Linked DNA regions of Mus musculus: region 1 is linked to region 2. The links are chromatin loops, found by intact Hi-C in ENCODE. Cell type or tissue: heart. All regions are shown on one strand. Each heading gives the region's core, and the rest is flanking DNA. Links, peaks and the distances in the headings are about the cores only. Region 1 overlaps Cacnb4 (calcium channel, voltage-dependent, beta 4 subunit). Region 2 overlaps Cacnb4 (calcium channel, voltage-dependent, beta 4 subunit).

What was found. A loop is a pair of places that touch in the nucleus more often than their neighbours do. Peaks named below come from ENCODE experiments on the same cell type or tissue, not always from the same donor. Only the 100,000 strongest peaks of a DNase experiment are listed, where the experiment ranks them.
Region 1: a loop joins it to region 2, with 2.2 times the contacts of the local background. A loop is called at or near these places in 3 of 42 quality-filtered maps.

Annotation. Positions count from the first base shown.
Region 1 is chr2:52,570,367-52,580,403 of GRCm38, forward strand. All of the region lies in intron 2 of Cacnb4 (calcium channel, voltage-dependent, beta 4 subunit), which reads right to left. Among named protein-coding and RNA genes, the nearest start is that of Cacnb4, 100 kb to the right of the region's middle. In heart, for the core only: a CTCF peak has its summit at 4,785 (motif pointing left); DNase peaks (open chromatin) are centred at 1,395, 6,385 and 8,715; H3K27ac peaks cover 2,672 bases.
Region 2 is chr2:52,494,799-52,504,835 of GRCm38, forward strand. All of the region lies in intron 2 of Cacnb4 (calcium channel, voltage-dependent, beta 4 subunit), which reads right to left. Among named protein-coding and RNA genes, the nearest start is that of A430018G15Rik, 75 kb to the left of the region's middle. In heart, for the core only: no CTCF peak of the experiment used is centred there; a DNase peak (open chromatin) is centred at 5,193.

The DNA of each region.
Region 1 (10,037 bases), core at 1,130-9,129, 76 kb after region 2:
AAGGAAGTCATCTAAACGGCGACGCACCCAGCGCCTAGCTGAAGTGTTGACACAGAGAAGATGAGCACGCCTGGTATGAATTTTCAAACTGCCAATTCTTTCAATACAGAGACTCTTCTGCAGTCTGTGGGCCAGGCATATGAGTCCCTATTAACTGCTGATTTACAGTGAAGTTTACACAAATATGAAACCACAGTGGGTCCTCCAACCCACCTTGAATCCCCCATGCATCTTCAAACTGCCACTTATGCCCCCCTGTTAAGCACACTGGAACCGTCTGTGGCTATTGAAGGTGATGTTGTATGTAGCATACTCCACCTGAAATGGAAGGAGCTCACCTCTGCACACTCTTCAAACTAGGTTGTCTAACACTCCAGGGAGAATAAAGAGAAGGAGATAGGGAAAAGTTATCTGCCTGTCAACAGTGGCATAATCTATTTAGCTGGTATCTACTAGCATAAGAAAAGCCCAGGCAATCAGCTACTTCCGCTGTGCTGGACCAAGTGTAGTAGCTGCAAACAATTCCTCCCTGGGTGGGACAAGCAGAGGGACCAGACCAGGGAAGGCAGATTGACAGCTACCATCCTAGGAGGATGAGGGGTCTAAATGAACTCTTAGCAATCACTAGCACGGGGAGCTCTTCATGAGTTATTTTTATGTTTCTTCCTTCTCCTCTCAGGTGCTAAACGTGGCCACTCCTACTACCCCAGAACCCGTCATGGAAGAATAGATAGGGGAGAAATGTAAGTGCTGACAACGTGTGTGTGCAGTAACTATTGGGTCAGAGGGCATGGGTGAGCCAAAGACTGTGGAAAATTTGCACTTGATTTCCCAGCAAGAAGAGCAAGGGACTGGTTTTACTTTGGTAAATAAAATGGGGGTTCCAGTGAATTCTTGTGTCCTTTCTGGAAAATTACCACCATGCTCCGGCGTCAGTATGCCAACCGAAGAATTAACTGACAATTGGTGGATAGGCTATCTGAACTTGAAAAATTAAATCTTCATGTTGCAATAAACATTCTTTAAGATATACAGCTGCAGTCCAGCGGGTACTTCAACTGGCTCGCTTGGTTGAAACTACTTTGCCTGAGGTTGGGTTGTTTCTTCCATGGACATCACCCTCAAAAAAAAAAAAAAAAAAAAAAAAAGCCTCAGGCCAGGAAAAACCAAGGCACAGCACTAAGCACCATCAGCTGCGGTGACACATTCCAAAGGAAGGGAGTCTCTCTGGTGCTTTGAGCTAAATTAAAGGGGCATTATTAGCAAGACAACCAGCTCTGGTGCTGAAAGTAGCAAACAGGACACACACCCGAGACTGCAAGTCACAAGGTCGCACCTTCACACCTAAGCACTGGCAAGTGTCACCGCAAACCACCACACCCGCCCTCTCCCCTCTCTTCCTTTATTTTACTGTCTAAATTTAGTGCCACTTCAGAAGCTGCTAGCTCAGATAACTGAGTAAGGGTGTGCGTGCAGGAGAGTGATTCACAGGGCCGGTGGGGCCCACCAAGCTCAGCGGCTCCCCTTTTGTAGATTTCCATTTATAGTGACAACGTCTCTTTCACTATGCACTATCCATCTTCGGCTGCTCAGATAATCTCGCTAAAAACAACTCTTTACACATAACCATCAGAGACAGGGCTTCTCTCTTAAAATTCTGAGTCCACGAGATCTTTTTTCAATGTTCTCTTCCTTACCAAATAATCTATCACCAACTGAAACACAGCGGTCTGAAAGGCTGGACGACGAGGATACAGTTAGTCTAGAAATCAGAGTAAATTAGAAATCTTCCTGAAAAGTTACTGGAGTTTATAAACTGTAGATTAATGTCATCGTGTATGGTTTTTCCCCCAAACAAAAATCAAAGAGGACAACAGACAACATCAAAGGGACAGACAAACCCAGCTTCTTGTCCAAGGATAAAACTCCAATCATGCCTCTAACTGCCTTCTCAATTCCCCTCCTTCCGCAGTTCTCACCCCACGGGTCCCTCCAGGCCTTACCCACCCATGCTTTGATTCAGTACATGGGCTTTTCCCATTTCACCAACTCACACGAAATCAAAAACCTTTTCCGTACTATGCTGAGGCGGCTAACAGACAGATGAAGGAAATCCCAGCTACTCACATTACAGAGATTACCTCAGGCCACCTTCCAGCCTCTCACTTTAGTCAGTTTGAGCCGTTATCAAAAAAAAAAAAAAAAAAAAAAAAAAAAAATACCTGCAAAGACTCAGCCAGGCAGTGGTGGCACACTCCTTTAATCTCAGCACTCAGGAAGCAGAGACAGGAAGATCTCTGAGTTCAAGGCCAGCCTGATCTATAGAGTGAGTTCCAGGACAGTCTTGGCTACACAGAGAAGAGGAGAAGAAAGAAAGAAAGAAAGAAAGAAAGAAAGAAAGAAAGAAAGAAAGAAAGAAAGAAAGAAGGAAGGAAGGAAAGAAAGAGAGAGAGAGAAAGGAAGAGAGAGAGAAAGAAAGAAAGAGCAAAGACTAATTTGTAAAAACTTGTTTTCTGATATGCAAAGGCATAATTGGCAGTTTGAAGATGGATGTGAGGTTCAAGGTAGGTTGCAAAGGCTACCTGCAGTTTCATATTCTTGTAAACTCCACTGTAAACCAGATAATAAAAGGGCCCATAGTCCCTGGCCTATAGACTGCAGTTGACTCTGGATGGAAAGAAGTGGCAGTTTGAAAACTCATACCAGGTGCTCGCTGCACTTTCTCCTGGTGCCTCGGCAGCAGGGTATAGAGAGGACACTAACACCTCCCTCTCCCTCTCCCTCTCCCTCTCCCTCTCCCTCTCCCTCTCCCTCTCCCTCTCCCTCTCCCTCTCCCTCTCCCTCTCCCTCTCCCTCTCCCTCTCCCTCTCCCTCTCCCTCTCTCTCTCAATATAAGGCTCAGGCTACCCCAGGATTCACCCTATCACCTAGGCTGACTTTGAACTTGAGATAATCCTTCTGCACCTGCTTCTCAAGTGATGGGATTTGCACGTAAGAGTAGGCCCCGACATTAATACCATCTTGAAGCTCTACCCTCAAGACTTAATTACATCCCAAGACCCCCACTCCAAATGCCATAACGCTGGACATGAAGGTGTCAATGTCTGACTTCCCAGGGAGTCACAAACATTGAGCCCAAAAGGACTTTCTGGCACGCCATCCATAACTGCCCTCGGCTTCCCTCCGGCCACAGGAATCTTCCACAGTCTTTTTCTCTCTTTATCTCTCTTTTTGCCACTAACAGACAATTTGTGAACAAATTATTTCACAATCTGCTCCATAGGTCGTAAACATAAGAGTCAACTTCCTGTTCTGCCCAGAAGACTAAGCCTCTTTCTAGTCCATTTGTCAAGAAGTCTCCTTCCTCCTCTTCAGTCTGAGCCACCCGTGTTCAGAACTGCAAAGTATCAGCCTCAACATAAACTCTGAGTGCTCTCTCAATACAACTGGCTAGCCTCACTTATGCACAGCAGTATACCAATACCCCGTTAATCTCATATACCAACCACTTCTCCCTGGCTCCTTTTCCAGCCATACACCTCGGTCTGCCTGTCCTTCGCGGCCCATATTGAGAGTGTATCTATCACTACCACTGGCCCACAAGGCTTCATTTGTCCCATGTTCTTCCTTTATCCTAATCCAGCCTTCATCTCCACCTTGACTCAAACCGCCCTTGCAAAGCTTACAGGTGAGCTCAGTCACCGTGTTTAACAGTCCTCACCTGACTCCTGGTGCTGCTGGCCTCCCTTCTGCTAGACATTCTCCTGTTTCCCTGTGTCTGTGGCATGTCTCTCTGGCTTGGCTTCTAGCTCTCAGGTCATGGTTTTTCAAGTTCCTTTGTTGGGGCTTTGCCTCTGGCCACCTCTCAAATATTTTCAGAGATCTACCTTCCATAAGTAGATATGCCTAGTCAAATCTGGATTTCCAAAACCACCAATTTGGCTGCTCAGAACACATCCCTCCTTGGATGTCTGACAGCTAGGTTGGACTTGTCAGGTCCAGTTAAAAACTTATCACCATTTTCTTCCAAATCGAGCCCCTGTTTATAACAAAGAATAATACCATCTGCCCAGCTGGAAATGTGAAAGCCATTCCTCACTCTGTTGACCTTCCTTGCCACTGAACTCCAGTTTGCTATTCTTCACCCTAACAACTGCTGAATGCTCTTTTTCTCCAGTTCCTTCCTGGCTCTTCCCTAGCTCACACCTCCTTTTTGGTCATACCGCAACCTTACATGCCACGCACATCTTGACTATCAACACAGTCAACAAATGACAGCTCAAATGGTAACCACAGTACCTTATCTATGAGATAAATTGTGAACTCTTGGGCTGGTAAGATGGCCTGGGGGTTAAAGGAAGTTGCTGCCCCAATGACCTACCTATGTTTGATCCATGGGCGTGGTGGAAGGAGCAAGCACTTCCTCGCTCCCTCAAGTTTTCCTTTGACCTCTTCACAAGTCCAAAGACATGCGTGCACACATACACACAAATAAGCAAATACTGTCTTTTAAATGCGAAGTTCAAAACATGGTTGGGGATAAGATGCCCCGTTCTGGTGTGCCCAGCCCCATCTCTCGTTATGGTTCCCCATACAGCCTTCCAGGTCATCCCATGCTGGGGTTCCCAGTGCTTATACTTAAGTGCTCCCAGATGTCTAAGCACATTCCCTGAGCATCCTTCCTCAAACAAATGCTCTACCTTCTTCACACCCCCTCATGGGTCATGTGAAAATCAGTCTAGACAATTCTATCTGGAAGCCCTGCAGAAGGGAGCCATCTTGTGGCTCCACCCCACCACTTCAGTTAGGATTACCTGTCTGCTGTGGGCTTTCCCAGGCTCAGGCAGGAACCGGCACACCAGGAAGAGCTTCAACTCCAGGAAGGACGGGCACTGGACAGCACAATATTTGGTTATTTGACCACTACCACAGTACCTGCTGGACAGTCTCACTCAACATCTTTAATAGAGTTTTCCAAGGTCTGGGACTAAATTTCGCCATCGGTAAAGAACATTTGTATTGAACACATCTGATTCGTTTTATACTCTCTCTGGCTAACATTGTGGGCACATGTATCATGGATCCTAAGGAGATGCAATTTCATGTGAGCAAGCAAACAGAACAAGGAAGTAATCAGTCAGCTACATTACGAGGAGATAAAGAAAAACCAAGGAGCTGCTTCAAAACTGCTCAATAAGACAGCACGTAGGACCACCGAAACCTTGAGAATATCTGGATAAAATGTCCTTTTAAATGTTATCTTTTAACTGGGAATGCTGGTTTGTCTGTATGAAATGGCAATGCCTAGTAAGACTAACTTTGCAATGGCAAGCATAAGAAAGCAAATTATATTAAAACTGCTTAGCCTGTTTCTCTTTAAACCTGTCCTAACATCAGAAGGTCTCTGACGGGAGCCTCTTTGTGATAAGGCTCAGATTATCTCCAACACATGACTGTCATAAAAGCCCTTTGGGAAAGGCTGTGGCCTTCAAACTTGGGAGGTGAGCCACTCACCTCTTCTAACTAACGCACACTTTAGTTCCAGATTAGCCTTGATTCTGAGAACCGTGATTCCATTTTTGGAGGTCCAGTTTGGCTCTTATTAATCGATAACTAGAACCAGCAACCCTGGATTGACCGGAGTTCAGCCTGGTGAGTCGCTCTTCCCTGGAGCTTGTTTGCATGGCTCTACGGTGTTCTCGGGGCTATCTTCACATGCTGGCCCTAAACAACCAGAACAATCGCTTTCCATTCTTTATCTACCTGGAGACACACAGTTGAGCAGACAACCCTCCACTGCGTCCTCTTACACATGATTTTACACAAATGGTTCTGCACTGGGAATGGACTCTAGTTGTCAAACTCTGAAAACGTGCCAAGTAGCATGTCAATAACTACAGATGAGAAATTTAAAAATAAAGAGACCCTGCAGGCCAAAGCAGAGAGTCTGAGGGTCTTTCTCTACCATAATAATAAGCACCGGAATCCGCTCCTTCAGGCTTTCTGACTTCCAAATTTAATTTCTTTCTTTTTTTTTTTTTTTTTTTTTTTTACACTTGAAAAAGTTATCTTTCCAGGAAATTCAAAGAAGAGTTTGAAAGAAGTGTTAGTATTGGCTCCCTCATCTTCCTGGGATGGTAGCTGTCAATCTGCCTTCCCTGAGAGCGAAACCTCAGGTCTTCCAGAAAGATCACAAGATATGAGAGTGAGGGAGACAAGAGATGGGATCAGAGAAAGAAGGAAGGCCAACCAAGGGTATATCGCTGCTTACAAAAGCTTGCAAGTGGGCTTGGTGCCATGAGACACACCAAGTAACAAAACCTGCCCTCAAAGGACAGCGGGCTGATGCACTTAACTGTCAACACTCCTGCCCTATTGGCAGAGAGGAAGTGACCAGTCCTATCTGAGGACAGGCTTGGCTCAAGCAAGCTCTTCTGACATCAAGGGAGAAAACCTTTGAGTTCCAAGAAGTAAAAGAAGCAGGCTGCACATGGAGGAACTGTCTATCTCAGCTGAGCTGAAGTTGAAGGTGAGCCAGGAGAGGATGCATGAAGCCCCAAGAGCCAGCTTGACCTCAGGCTAAGACTCTCTTGACTTATTTGTGTATGGTATATGCATGTGCAAGCATGTGGCCATCAGGATGTCTCCCTCTATTACATTCTACCTTATTTTTTTCTGAAATGAGGTCTCTCACTGAACCAGAAACTCAATCTCTCAGCAAGTCTGGCTGGACAGGGAACCCCTGTAGCCTGCCTATCTCTGCCCTTACCCAGTAACGTGATTATAAGTGGGTACTACGGTGCCTGGCTATGTGTGAGCCAAAAAATCCAAATTCACATTTTCATGTTTAGCCAGCAAGCCGTTTCTTCACTGAGCCATTTCCTCAGCCCTGGAATAAGACTGTACATGCTGATAGGGGGAGGAGGGCAAGTATCTTGAGACAAAGTCCCATGTAGCCCAGGCTGTCCTGAGAATGACCCAGAACTCCAGTTCGTTGAGCCACAGGTTAGTAGGATTACATGCACGGGCCATCACCATGTTAGATTCGTTATTTTTTAAAAAGTGCTTTTCTCTTCCATTTCCCCCATTCCCCCCCCGCCCTGGGGGGGTATGAAACAATAAACGCACATTCGCTCCTTGCTTTATTAGTTTTTCTTTCAAGGATGAAGAATGCAACATTAAAGCAATTATAGACTTGAGGGACTTAGTAAAATGATGTCACGAAAACAAATACAACAGACACTGGCCAGAACTCTTGCCAGGGTGAGTTCCTCCGACGAGGTCCCCGGAAGGCCCTGACTTCTCAGTACAAAGTTCCTGGTCTCTCCAGAAATAACATAGCTGCTTCCCAGACCATAATAACATGATTCTCGGGTTATTCAAATGCAAGCCAGCTCCCAAGGAAGCCATATGCTGCCCACAGGTCAAGTTAGAAATGCAATGCTTCCTATCATTTCTTACGTTACTCAAGGGGACTCATTCTGTTGTCCTAGGAGACACTGACACCCTCAAGCACTTAGCCAGTGTGAACTGAACATGGAACACCCTTTGAGTGACTTTCACTTCTCCAAAGACTAGGTCAAGCTGTGTCACTAAAGAGGCCTTGAAAAGATTCTACAGCCTAGATGGTTTTCTAAGCCATGCACACAGCAAAACCTCAGTTCTATGAACTGTCAAAATGACACCTTCGTCAGCTTCCAAATTCAGTCATCACCACCTGGCGCCCACTGGCAGGGCTGTGTGAGTGGATCTCACAAGGTTCTCAACTCTGGTACACTCTTCCGGAAGTGTGAGAAGTCAGGACAAGGATGCCTCTCGAATAAGGTCAGGCTCTGAAACATAGTTTTGGTACATACCTATATCCAGAAGCACTCTTAGAGACAAAATAATTTGTGGATCCTATTTAGGTTTGACTCAGAAAACCCATGTGTGTGCTTGGAGACAATAATTGGAGCTTTGGGTCCAGGAGAGATGGCGCAGGAGAGGGAAATTTAGTCAAATCAGAGTTTGTAGGAAGAAGGGGGCACGGTACAAATGGACCAACATTTAGGTGAAAAGTACGCAGGCCAAGAAGACAGATTACGAGAGATACTAAAGAGTGAGTTATACACAAAGGGACATTCTCCCTCTCTCTCTCTCTCTCCCTCTCTCTCTCTCTCTCTCTCCAAACACACACACATGCACGCACGCACGCTCGCGCGCACACACACACACAAGTCAGAAGCTAGGAACCATTTTTATAGCCTCGATGAGTTGATAAAATCTAAAGGAACACATCCGAACACAAACATGCTAGTAAGCCAGCCATCCTAACGGTACAGGTTATATTTCTACCTGTTATCTGGAAAAGGGTCCCTGCTCCACAAGAGACCTCATGGGATCTTCACACAGACTAGCAGATAGGACATTCAAGCATGGGCCCTCCGCGCTTGCAAATCTTTATGACTTTTGTGCCCCAGCGAGTGAAAACAGAAAGCAGACTTAGACTTGAAGCCCACATGCTGATCACACATGGGATTAGAAAAGTTTGCAGAAACTGGCTGAAATGTTTTCCAAAGTTTATACTCAACAAAACACATTCTAAAGTACTGCTGGCCCTCCAAGTTGGCAAGCATGCTTGCTGAGAGGTTGGCAAGCATTAAGTGCCAAGGTAGCTGCCAAACCGACTCTCCCCTCAGACACACACCAGGAGTGTTCTTCAGTCCGTTGTGTAATGAAAACTCTTTCAGGCTCTCAGGCGCCAAGGTCACTGTGAGGTCAGATGAGAAAACATCCCTGGTGAGCTATTTGAATATAAGATCTGTAACTGGTAGCTGTTCAGAAACATGGCTAACACAAGAGAAGGATAATACACTAGGCTTGATAAGTGTTAACCCCCTCCAAGAAGGCCTTGAATTTGTACACGAACTGATGCGCGCGCCAATAGCATTACTAAGGCTACATCCTGGAAGAACCTGGCATTGGAGCTGTGTACACCACCCACCCAGGAATGTTCATGAGCGCTATTGTGCTTCCTGGGATGAAGAAAACGTGTCCTTGGACTGGTTTTCAATAAATATTATTTATTTCATAAATATTTATTGAAATATTTATGTCCCCAAGTAGGTTTATAGCTACCAAGTTATTGGAGAGGTGACCTGGCGAAGAAGGTCGAAGTCTACAAGAGGAGCCTGTACTTACACAATCAGAGCAAGTTGTTATTAAGGAGACTGTCTTCGTTTTGTTGTTGAATGTGTGTGTGTGTGTGTGTGTGTGTGTACATGTGTGTGTGTGCATGTGCGTGCATATGTGTGTATATGTGTGTATGTATGTGCATGTATGTGTCTGCATGTTTGCATATGTGTGTATATGTGTGTATGTATGTGTGTGTATGTGTGCATGCATGTGTGTGCATATGTGTGTATATGTATGCATGTGTGTGGTTTTGGGTGGAATTTATGTGTGTGTGTCCACATGGGGAGGGGCACAGCTGCTCATGAGTTCCCATATGAAGGCTAGAGGTCAACACTGCATCTTTGTCTGTCACTTTCCATCTTATTTTCTTATTGTTATTAGAATGACATTTATTTTTTAATGTTTTTAATTGAGATAGAATTGTATCACCTCCCCAACTTTTTCCTCTCTTTTCTAACTCCCAAGTGCCTTCCCGTGAACCCTTCTCATACCCTGACACTTTCAAGTTAATAGCCTTTTTCTTTGATCATATTTGTTTCACACATACACACATATAAATAATAGAATATATATGTATATGTAGTTATCACTTGCTGATCCCATTTTTTGTTGTTTGTGTATCTATGGTTTCATTTTGCATTGGATAACCAATAAGAGGGCTCATCCCTGAGAGAGGCTGATTCTCTCCCCAGCAGCCAACAGCCGGTAGTTCCTTTGTCTAGGGGTAGACTCTGCAAATATCCCCCCTTCCACATTAATATGCCTACTGTTCTTTCTATCTTATTTCTTGATACAGGCTCTCTCACTGATTTTGGAGCTCATAATTTTGGCAGTACTAGTTTTTCCAGGGAGCCCCAAGGATC
Region 2 (10,037 bases), core at 1,079-9,078:
AATGTACAGCAGATAACCCAAGGGAGAACTAGACAGCTACAATTCCTCCACAGCCTGCAATCAAATAATAAAGACTGAACAGGGTGCAGCTTATCTGGGCTGCAAGCCTCTGGGATGGTGCAAATGCATGCCAGATACTATGTTCTTAAATACACGCCTAAGATACTCCAGGAAAACAGAGGATTCAGCCCCATGCCCAGGAGGCCTGTAACCCTGACATCCTTCCCCCAAAATGGGGTCTTTACCAGCCAGTTGATTGTCCCCAGGCTGTTTGCTAATATATTGCACTTTATGTTTACAATTTCTCATATGCTGTGAATAATATGAAATGCACGTTACCTTCACCCGAAACACACTTTCCATATGTCAATCATCTCCCAGACTGAAATCTAACTTGCTTTGCAGCAGATGAGAACGTCTCACAGTCACAAAGAGGATGGTCTGATTGTCATAGCCAAGTGTTTACAAGCCTTAGGCAGACATTGCGCTCTCTTTAAGGCTATGCATGCATGCATGCACACGTGCAGGAGTGAGCATGTGTAAACTAATTTAACAACACAACGGTTACACATATGGTTTAGACTTTACAATAGAAAGTGGATGTCAAGCTGAGCTTATTGGCTTCTTCAAGTACAAGTTGCCATAGCACCACAGTGCCTTTACCCCATAAGTGACATTTCTCACAGCCTATAGCATCGTCCCTGACGGAGAAAGGCTCAGCATAGAGCAAATGACTAAGTGGTGCTGAGATCTGTAGACATCCAGGGCAGGGAAGCCTACATGCCAGGATCCAATCAGTGACCACACACGCAGATATATCATCTTCTGTCTGAAGCAAGCTCTGAAACCACTTGTACTGCGGGAGAATATTCTACTTCTTCTGTCAAGTTCGTCCTCAGCTCTGCAGCAGCCAAATCACACTCTCACCTACCTACTTGGCAGCTTCTAGCAAAGGCGAGAAGACTCAGAATGTGAAAACTGGCATTTTCCTCAAAACAAACAAACAGATAAGGAAATCAAGGGGCATTAGTAAAAATTAGGGATACACTACACCGATAAAAATTACTCAGATGCATGTTTATTCTTGGTCCCAACTGAAGCACAGACCATGGTGTCAGAAAGCTTAAAGAGAAGAAACCCACCCCCCCACCCCCCTGAGAGGAGCATCACTCACTTCAGCACAGAGTTTTTAAAATTAGGAAGTGGTTTTGGACATTGGCTTCCCTGTGAATAGAGAAGAGGGAAAAAAATCATGTCTCACTGTTTTGCAGGGGTGAAAAAAAAAACCATTGCCCTTTGTGTTATTGCCTAAGTAGAAATCATTATTGAGCATTAATACCTATATAAGCTCAAAAATACATCAGTGTTCCCAACCCCTGGGGCCTTTCATGGAAAGTTCATCTTTGTCAGAGTTACTGTATTTTTAGGAAGCACCCGAGACGCTGTAATTGATGAGAGTAAAGAGGGAGAAAATGCTTAGGTTGGGGATTCTGTTGCTGTTTTGTCTCTAAAGAGTGAGGGCCCAGTCTTAGCCCAGCAATGAGTGGCACTGTTGGGTGTGATAGGCCTAAGACAGTTCCTAGTTGCCCAGCTTCACCTTGCTCCACCCTAGGCCCACTCACCAGCTCCCCTTGTGCTAAGCTAACAAGCCAGTAGCTCCCTCACTCCCCAAATGCCCCAGATAGAGAGGTTTTACCACCTACATGAGCGTCAGTACTTTCATCCCAATGCCTGCAATGTGTTGAAAGCAAGGGTGCGTCACCTTCAGAGTGCTCCCCATAGACCAGCTCAGTTGGCACTCATGCCTTAGGGAGCATACGCCATTCCTGTGCTTGTGCTATGTGCTAGCTGTCTCCGGTCTGCGGATCTCCAGCCCCCACCTTACATACCCTCGGACTGCAGAGTGGATTCATCTCTTTTCCTTGAGGTTAAGCCCGTACTTGCCAGTATCAGTGCTTATTGAAACATGAATGAGGAACTAACTTGTAGATGCGGGAGAAACAGAAGAAAGACCACGAGCGAGGACACTAAACTGCAATTAGACAGGTACAGATGTCTGCATAAAGCCACATTTCATGTTAACAGCGTTTCCACGATCAAATCTTTAATATACTGACTGCCAAAGAAATAGAAGTGGCCCAAGTCACCTTAGAGAGAAATATTTGCTATCACTAAAAATAAACCTTTTATTTCTGAATAATTTTAGATTCCCCTCCTGTAACGTTAGACACCTTAGATAACCAAGTCTCACATATCACAACTTTAAAAAATGATATTGGCTTCTCATTTATTATTATTTTTTAATTTAATTTAATTTAATTTTTATTTTATGCACATTGGTGATTTGACTGCACATGTGTCTGTGTGAGGGTATCAGAGTCCCTAGGACAGGAGTTACAGTTGTGAGCTGCCACATGGGTGCTGGGAATTGAATCTAGGTCTTTTGGAAGAGCAGCCAGTGCTCTTAACTGCTGAGCCATCTATCTCTCCAGCCCTGGATCCTCATTTTTAATAAAATCTCAAGCATTTATCAGATTTCACCAGTGTTCTCTGATTTCTTTTATAATCCCTGAGATTCAGGATAGCATTATTACTTTGAGTATATGCTTTTAAAACTCAAATACTAATAGATCCTGAATAAAGCTGCTCCAATCCAACATCTCAGCCATTTTTGCCATTTTGTCTCCTTCATTCCACGTGTGACAGACAGGCCAGGGAAGCCATCAAGTCAAGCGCTGCTTCAAACGCACCACAGCTATGAGTTGAGGTTAAGGCTAAGAATACTTCAATCAGGTCAGCGCACCATTTTTAATTAAAAGAAACTGAGACAGAGAAATAGCAAACTGGACCCAGCAATAAAGAGCATCATGCACTTGTGTTTCAGAGGGCTCATGGGTGGATCAAAAGTCCTCAAATCCTCCTCAAGGGGCTTTGGTGGTCTGGGTTAGAAACAAGGACTGCAGATGAGGAAGTAAAGACGGCACCTGCTGCTCCAGAAGCCCGAGCAAGGAAGGCATAGGGAGACAGGCACAAGGCACCAGGAGAGCCGCCTTTCAGCAAAGGACTTTTCCAGGCGCACCGGGCACTAACGGCAGAAAATAAGGTGCTCATTTGCTGCTGCTATCCATGTTCCAGGCCTTACAGGATAAAAAGTGATGTATTTAGGGCAAGGTGGTGAACTTGAGCACTTTGGGAAGTTTGAAAGCAGACACCATGGAGGGACCATTTTGAAGGCAAAGAGAAGTTGTGCTTTTTTTTTTTTTTTTTTTTTTTTTTTTTTTTTTGCCTGATGATAGAGAAGGGAGGTTTTAGTCTTGCTGCAACAGTCGGGATGGTTAAGGCCACTCAGAATACCTGAGCAGGCATTCTCAGGACAGGGCTGCTAAAATCGGCCTCCCAAGTACCTCCCTGGCACCCTTTAGCCTTGCTAGGTCGCAGGGATCAGCCACATGAAGGGATGCGGAAGACCCTGGGAACCAAGGAAGGAAGGGTTACAAGTGATGAAAGAGTTACAAAGATCACGGCACAGAAATCTGGGTCAACCCATGGGGAGACAGACAGTCAAGGGGAGATTTTCAAGGATAGCAGGCACAAGACCTATATGAGATCATGCCAGCCAAAATCCTATCCCCAAGGGGGAGGGGCTCAGGGAGACCCACCCTTATCTGAGGAGCCATTGGCAACTGATGGCTGCAGGGGGGGGGGGCGGGTGGGAGATGTCAGTATTGTTCAAGAATGTAGCCTCTGAGAGGCTACCCATGATCCAGGGTAGGTGGCTATACATCCATACACAGACAGGCAGCTCTCAGTGGACTTTGTGGGTTTAAAAATATGAACATGTGAAGTTGGGTAGGAATGACAGCGGGGGGGGGGGGTGGTGAAGGAAGAGGAGGAGGAGGAGAAGGAGAAGGAGAAGGAAGAGGAGGAGGAGGAGAAGGAAGAAGAAGAAGAAGAAGAAGAAGAAGAAGAAGAGGAGGAGGAGGAGGAGGAGGAGGAGGAGGAGGAGGAGGAAGAGGAAGAAGAGGAAGAAGAGGAAGAAGAGGAAGAAGAGGAAGAAGAGGAAGAAGAAATAATAATACAAGATGCTTGGTAGAAGTAAGGATGTTGCAAATGTGCTACAGTCCACAGGACAGGCCCAGAGGAAAAGGATCTGGCATGAAAAACCAAGAGTCCCAAAGTTCAGAGACTCTGGCACTTAAATGCCACCCTGTCTTAATGAGCAAGTTATTTGTTCAAAGTTAAGAGGAGTCATTTGGAAAGCTACTTATGCTGTCAGATTCGCAACAATCAGCTAACGGAACTCAGCTTGCCTTTGGCACAAACACGTCAATAAGAAGACAGGTTGAATGTGGATTCTCACCCACCGTCAGTCAACAGTCCTCAGATGTCCGGAATAGTGCCCCGTTGTGAAAGAATGAAGCCACACTGGATTAAAAGGTGACTTGCCCATTTGGAAGGCTTTAGCAAGACTGGCTGACTCTCTGTGGGATGTCCATCTGCTCTGGGGTCTAACTTTGAAGTTCCAAACGACCCCATGGTGAACTTGAGTCTAAAATGTATTGGCAATGGGCTAAAAAAGAATAAGTAGGTCAGAAGACTGATCAAAGCTCAGTCCGAGATAAGCACACAGTCGGAAGTCGTGAGGCAGAGTGAGGAGGCTGCGCTGGGATCTGAACCAAGCTCTGGTGTACTCTGCTTGCTCTTCTCGTCTACACGCATTGTGCACAACTCGGAAAGCATTCTGGGAGCTGACCGGGAGCTCCACCGTACCGCCATTGTACCTCCCCTTCTCAACATGGCAGAAACGAATGTTTGGAAACAAAACCCAGGATAGGCAGGGTAGGGAAATACAGGTGCTATAGTTTTCTCCCTAAGATATATACCTCAAATTTACTTTCTCTGCCAGAACAGACATGGCCCATGTCTTCCTGTTGCCATACAGCTGTGCATTAGTTTTGTTTAATATAGCAGGCATTCAGCCAGTCAAAATATGCATTAAGCACGGAATCACACACTGGGCATAATGGAATTGGCAAGCGCGTATTATGTCTTCCTCTCCAAATGTCTTACATCAAGTAAAGAGAGCGGCAGGCCTGTAGTGAGCGGGAGACAAATCTGGATGTCTCTGGAGACCCATTTACTTTCCTTCCGCTGCTAGCTTAGCAGAGGCAGCTCGGCAGCTGCCTCAGCTGTACCAGAAAATACCAACACTGGGTCCCTGAGCAGCATCTCTCTTTCTAATAAGGCCACTTCCCTAAACAGAGAGCTTCCAGAGTTACATAACAGCACCAATGTTCCCTGGCTACTGAACCTATAAATACATTGAGCATAACTGCCAGGCCTGTGGCTAGCGTGCAGGCAGGCAGGCAGGCAGGCATCCATGCCTAGCTTGTGTGGTGATACAGGAGCACACACTGGTGTGGGCATAGCCGTCAGAGCTGACAAAGGCATGTGCACTCTATCTTTACTCTGTGTGCAGAGGCTGCAAAATTCAAAAGCTTTCTGTTTGCCCACAACAGATTCGAATAGTAATTGGTTGAAAAGTGTTTCCCCAAACCAAAAGGTAGATGACTGAATCTGTGTTGCCTGGAGCTCTGGGAACCGTGGAAGGGTTCAACTTGAGCTGACTATGAAGACGGGCTCCAGGCCAGGGCTGCCTCAGTTCCCAGGTGCTAAGGGATTCACTTCTCAACTGCTCTGGGACCAGGCTTAGTCAGGCCTTCTGGGAGTTCTCTCTAATCAAAGGGGGTAGGCTGGATAAAGTTCTGGATATGAAGGCACTCACCTCCATGGTAAAGTTACTGAACAAAGGCCTTAGGCACAGCATGTTTCAGAAACACTCACCCTTATAAAGTGGTTTGTGATAGAGCCAGTAGTAACAGTGACCCCTCAGGCCTTCAGCCCCAAACTTTCCCCTTTGCCTCCACATCACAAATGCTGGGCTGTCCGTCCTTACTTTCTCCTCCCACAACCTGATCCCTCTTAATTTTCACACTTTTAGGAGGTGGTAGCTCCAAGTACAAATAACACACACACACACACACACACACACACACACAAAGCCTTCCTCTGATCCATGTACAGTATTTAAACCACTGTATGCAGAAACTATCAGCCACAGCTTCCTCCTTAGTGTCGGCAATCTGAAAAGCTTCCTTGCACAGACCTACAACAGAGATTAGCTAAACCCATCTCCTTGTGAATTTCCAGGCTACTGCTGGTGAACCTCCACTGGAGCCTGCAGCCCACCCAATCCCAGCTTTTCTGTGCTCTATCCTTCTTTATTCTCCCTGCCCCTGCCAAATCAACTCCAAAGCCACCCAAGTGCCCAGACTGGAATTTTTCCTGTGCAAAAGTAAGAACCTGAACTTTCTTTGAAAACATTGTCCCAGCCTGCATTATCGCTATCTTGTTTTCCTTCCTGTCCGTGATGAGCACCAACTACGGCAACAAAGCCTCTTGCAGAGGTTGTGATCTCCAAAACAAATGCCTTCTGATTCGCTTCTCCTCTGTTTGGTGATCCTGGTGCCGTACTCAGTGAGTGACCTAGCAATTTAGAAATTATTAGAAACTGGAATATGTTGTTCCTGAGTGAATACTAATGGAGAGGAATAAGACGGTTGTAACCAAACAGCTTCATGTTTCTTTCCTTTTCTTTAACCTCAACAGTCTGGGGTCTTCAGAGCCAGCTCAGATATTGACTTATTAACTCTAAGTCTGATACTTATCATCTACGTATAACATAGGCATATTGGATAGCATAGACAAATATATGTACTATAATGTATAATTTGGTGTTTTAGTTTACCAGGAAAGAATGTCCACTAAAACACGCATTCTGACTGTGATAATACTAAGCAGGCAAAACAATGCTAAGTGCCTAGGCTACGATGCATCTTCAAGAGTCTGAAAACTGGCCTTAGAATCTGTAGGGTTTTTTTTTTGCCAAGTTAAAACATATCTGATTAGTTTAGGAAACTGACAGTTTTACAAACAATATCCTTTAGAAACAAGCCCTAATTTATTTATTTCCCTTTCTTTCTTTCTTTCTTTCTTTCTTTCTTTCTCTCTCTCTCTCTCTCTCTCTCTCTCTCTCTCTCTCTCTCTCTTTCTTTCTTTCTTTCTTTCTTTTTTTGTGGGATTTTTGAGTCAGGGTTTCTCTGTGTAGCCCTGGCTGTCCTGGAACTCACACCGTAGACCAGGCTGTCCTGGAACTCAAAAATCTACCTGCCTCTGCCTCCCAAGTGCTGGGATTAAAGGTGTGAGCCACCACTGCCCGGCAAGCCCTAATTTCATAATCTACCATCAATGACAATTACAAGCATCAGTTGATAAACCTTGTTAAAAAGCCATGTGGATGGCAGCAGCTGAGGCAGTGCTCATCAGCAGGCTCCATTTCATCTCTCCTCGCTACTGCTGCCTGAACAAACGACCAGGAGCCAGTGGTCTAAGCCAACACAGATTGTTACTTCATAATTCTGGAGAGTCAGAAGTCAGAAACGGAGCCAGGCATAGTAGCTTAGGTCTGAAATCCCAGCGCTAGAGAGGCAAAGTCAGGAGGATTGTCACGAATTTGAACCCAACCTGCGCTACATAGTATTAGGCCAGCCAGGGTTACATAGCAAGACCATATTTCAAAAAACAAAACAAACAAACAGAAAAAAAAAACAAAAAACAAAAACTAGAGAGGGAGGGTCCAGGAAAGGGACAAAGGGAGGAATGAAGGGTTTATAAGACTAATGACATTTCCAGTGCTAAAAGAAAGGGAGGACGGGATGGGCAAATGTGAGTTTTACTGGCCTAAAATTAAAGTGTCAGGACAGGCATGCTCCTTGGGAGGTCCCCAGGGAGAATCTGTTTTGCCTTTGATTCCTGTAAACCACCTGCCTTTCCTGACTCACAAACCCATTCCTTCAATTCAGAAGAAGAAGAAGAAGAAGAAGAAGAAGAAGAAGAAGAAGAAGAAGAAGAAGAAGAGGAGGAGGAGGAGGAGGAGGAGGAGGAGGAGGAGGAGGAGGAGGAGGAGGAGGAGGAGGAGGAGGAGGAGGAGGAGGAAGAGAAGAAGAAGAAGAAGAAGAAGAAGAAGAAGAAGAAGAAGAAGAAGAAGAAGAAGAAGAAGAAGAAGAAGAAGAGGAGGAGGAGGAGGAGGAGGAGGAGGAGGAGGAGGAGGAGGAGGAGAAAGAAGAAAGAAGAACGAAGAAAGAAGAAGAGGAGGAGGAAGAGGAGGAGGAGGGGGAGAAGGAGAAAAAGCTGAGTCTTTATCACAGTGCTCTCTCCCCCTCTGTCCCTTACAAGGATTCTGTATTAGGCAGACATCCACTACTGAGATAAATGAATTCATAAGTAGAAAGTACTATTTTGGTTCATGGTTTTGGAGGTGTCAAGTCCATGGCTGGTTGGCCCTATTGCTTGAAGAGAATCAGTTCATCATGGCAGGAGTGCATGATGGAAGCACACGTTGGAGCAAGGCTGCTTGTCTTGTGGTCAGGAAGAAAATCGGATGAGGCAGGATCCCACTATCCCTTTTATGCTCACAATAACTCAAGAGCCATCCAGGAAGTCCAACCTTTGAACAGTTCCACACCTCACAATTAGGCACCAAACCTTTAACATGTGGAGTTTAGGAACTCTTAAGATCTAGACTATACCCAACTCCAGTGATTGTGCTGGGCCCCGTGGGATAACACCAGATAACCCACCTGCCTCAGACCAACCTTTTGTCATGAACCAAACTGCGATTGTTTGAGTTTGCCCTCCAGAAGCTTCTATGTTATTAATTCAATGCTGGGGGAGGCATTTGGATCATGGGCATAGACTCCTGTGACTGGATCAATGCCTTCTTCTTTGAGTGAGTTCTAGTTTTCCTGGGCTGAAGCCAGTAGGGGTATAAAAGCATACTTGTCTTCCACTGCTATATTTTAGTTTTCTCTCTCTCTCTCTCTCTCTCTCTCTCTCTCTCTCTCTCTCTCTCTCTCTTTCTCTGACTGTGCCACTGTCTATGTCTTGCCTTAACATGACATAGCAAGATCCCCTCAACAGAAGCCAAGCTAATGCTGGACTTGGGTTTCTCAGACTCTAAAACTGTGAAATAGACACAGTAGTAAGAACTGGAATCCCAGAACTTTGGAGGTAGACACAGGATAATCAAGAGTTCAAGGCCAGCCTTGGGTGCATACGACCTTTGCTTCTAAACTAAAATTTAAAACAAAAACAAAAACAAAACACTGTGAGGGAAGACCACTCTGTCTCTGACTCTGTCTCTCTGTATGTCTCTGTCTCTTTGTATGTCTCTCTATCTGTCTCTCTCTCTCTGTTTCTCTCTGTATGTCTTTCTGTCTCTGACTCTCTGTATATCTCTGCCTCTGTGTCTCTCTCTCTGCATGTCTCTATCTACCTCTATCTCTGTCTCTGACTCTGTCTCTTTGTATGTCTCTCTGTCTGTCTCTCTATGTGCCTCTGTCTCTCTGTCTTTGCCTCTCTGTAGGTCTCTGCCTCTGTGTCTCTCTCTGCATGTCTCTGTCTATCTGCCTCTATCTTTGTCTCTGTCTCTCTGTCTCTGCCTCTGCCTCTCTGTGTACCTCTGCCTCTGTGTCTCTCTCTACATGTTTCTGTCTAACTGCCTCTATCTCTGTCTCTGCCTCTCTGTATACCTCTGCCTCCGTGTCTCTCTCTGCATGTCTCTATCTGCCTCTATCTCTGTCTCTGCCTCTGCCTCTCTCTACCCAGTCTGCTATAGCAATAGAAAACAGATTAAGACGCTGACACCCTCACAGTCTTCTCCCTATATCAAGTTCCTATGAAGTGTTCCCTGTGAGAAGCGGGAACTTCCAAGATTCACAGCATTTCCAGTGCCAGACGTTTGATGTTACTCTGGAGCTTCTTGACAATCAGAAATTTCAGAAAGATATTAATAAAGGCAGTTGTAGTTTGTAAACTCAAGAACTTGGTGGAAATCATAAATCCTATTTTAATTCCATTATTTTGAGGACCCCCTGAACTTTCTAAGTCAGTTTCATAAAATATTGAGTCAGTTCCTA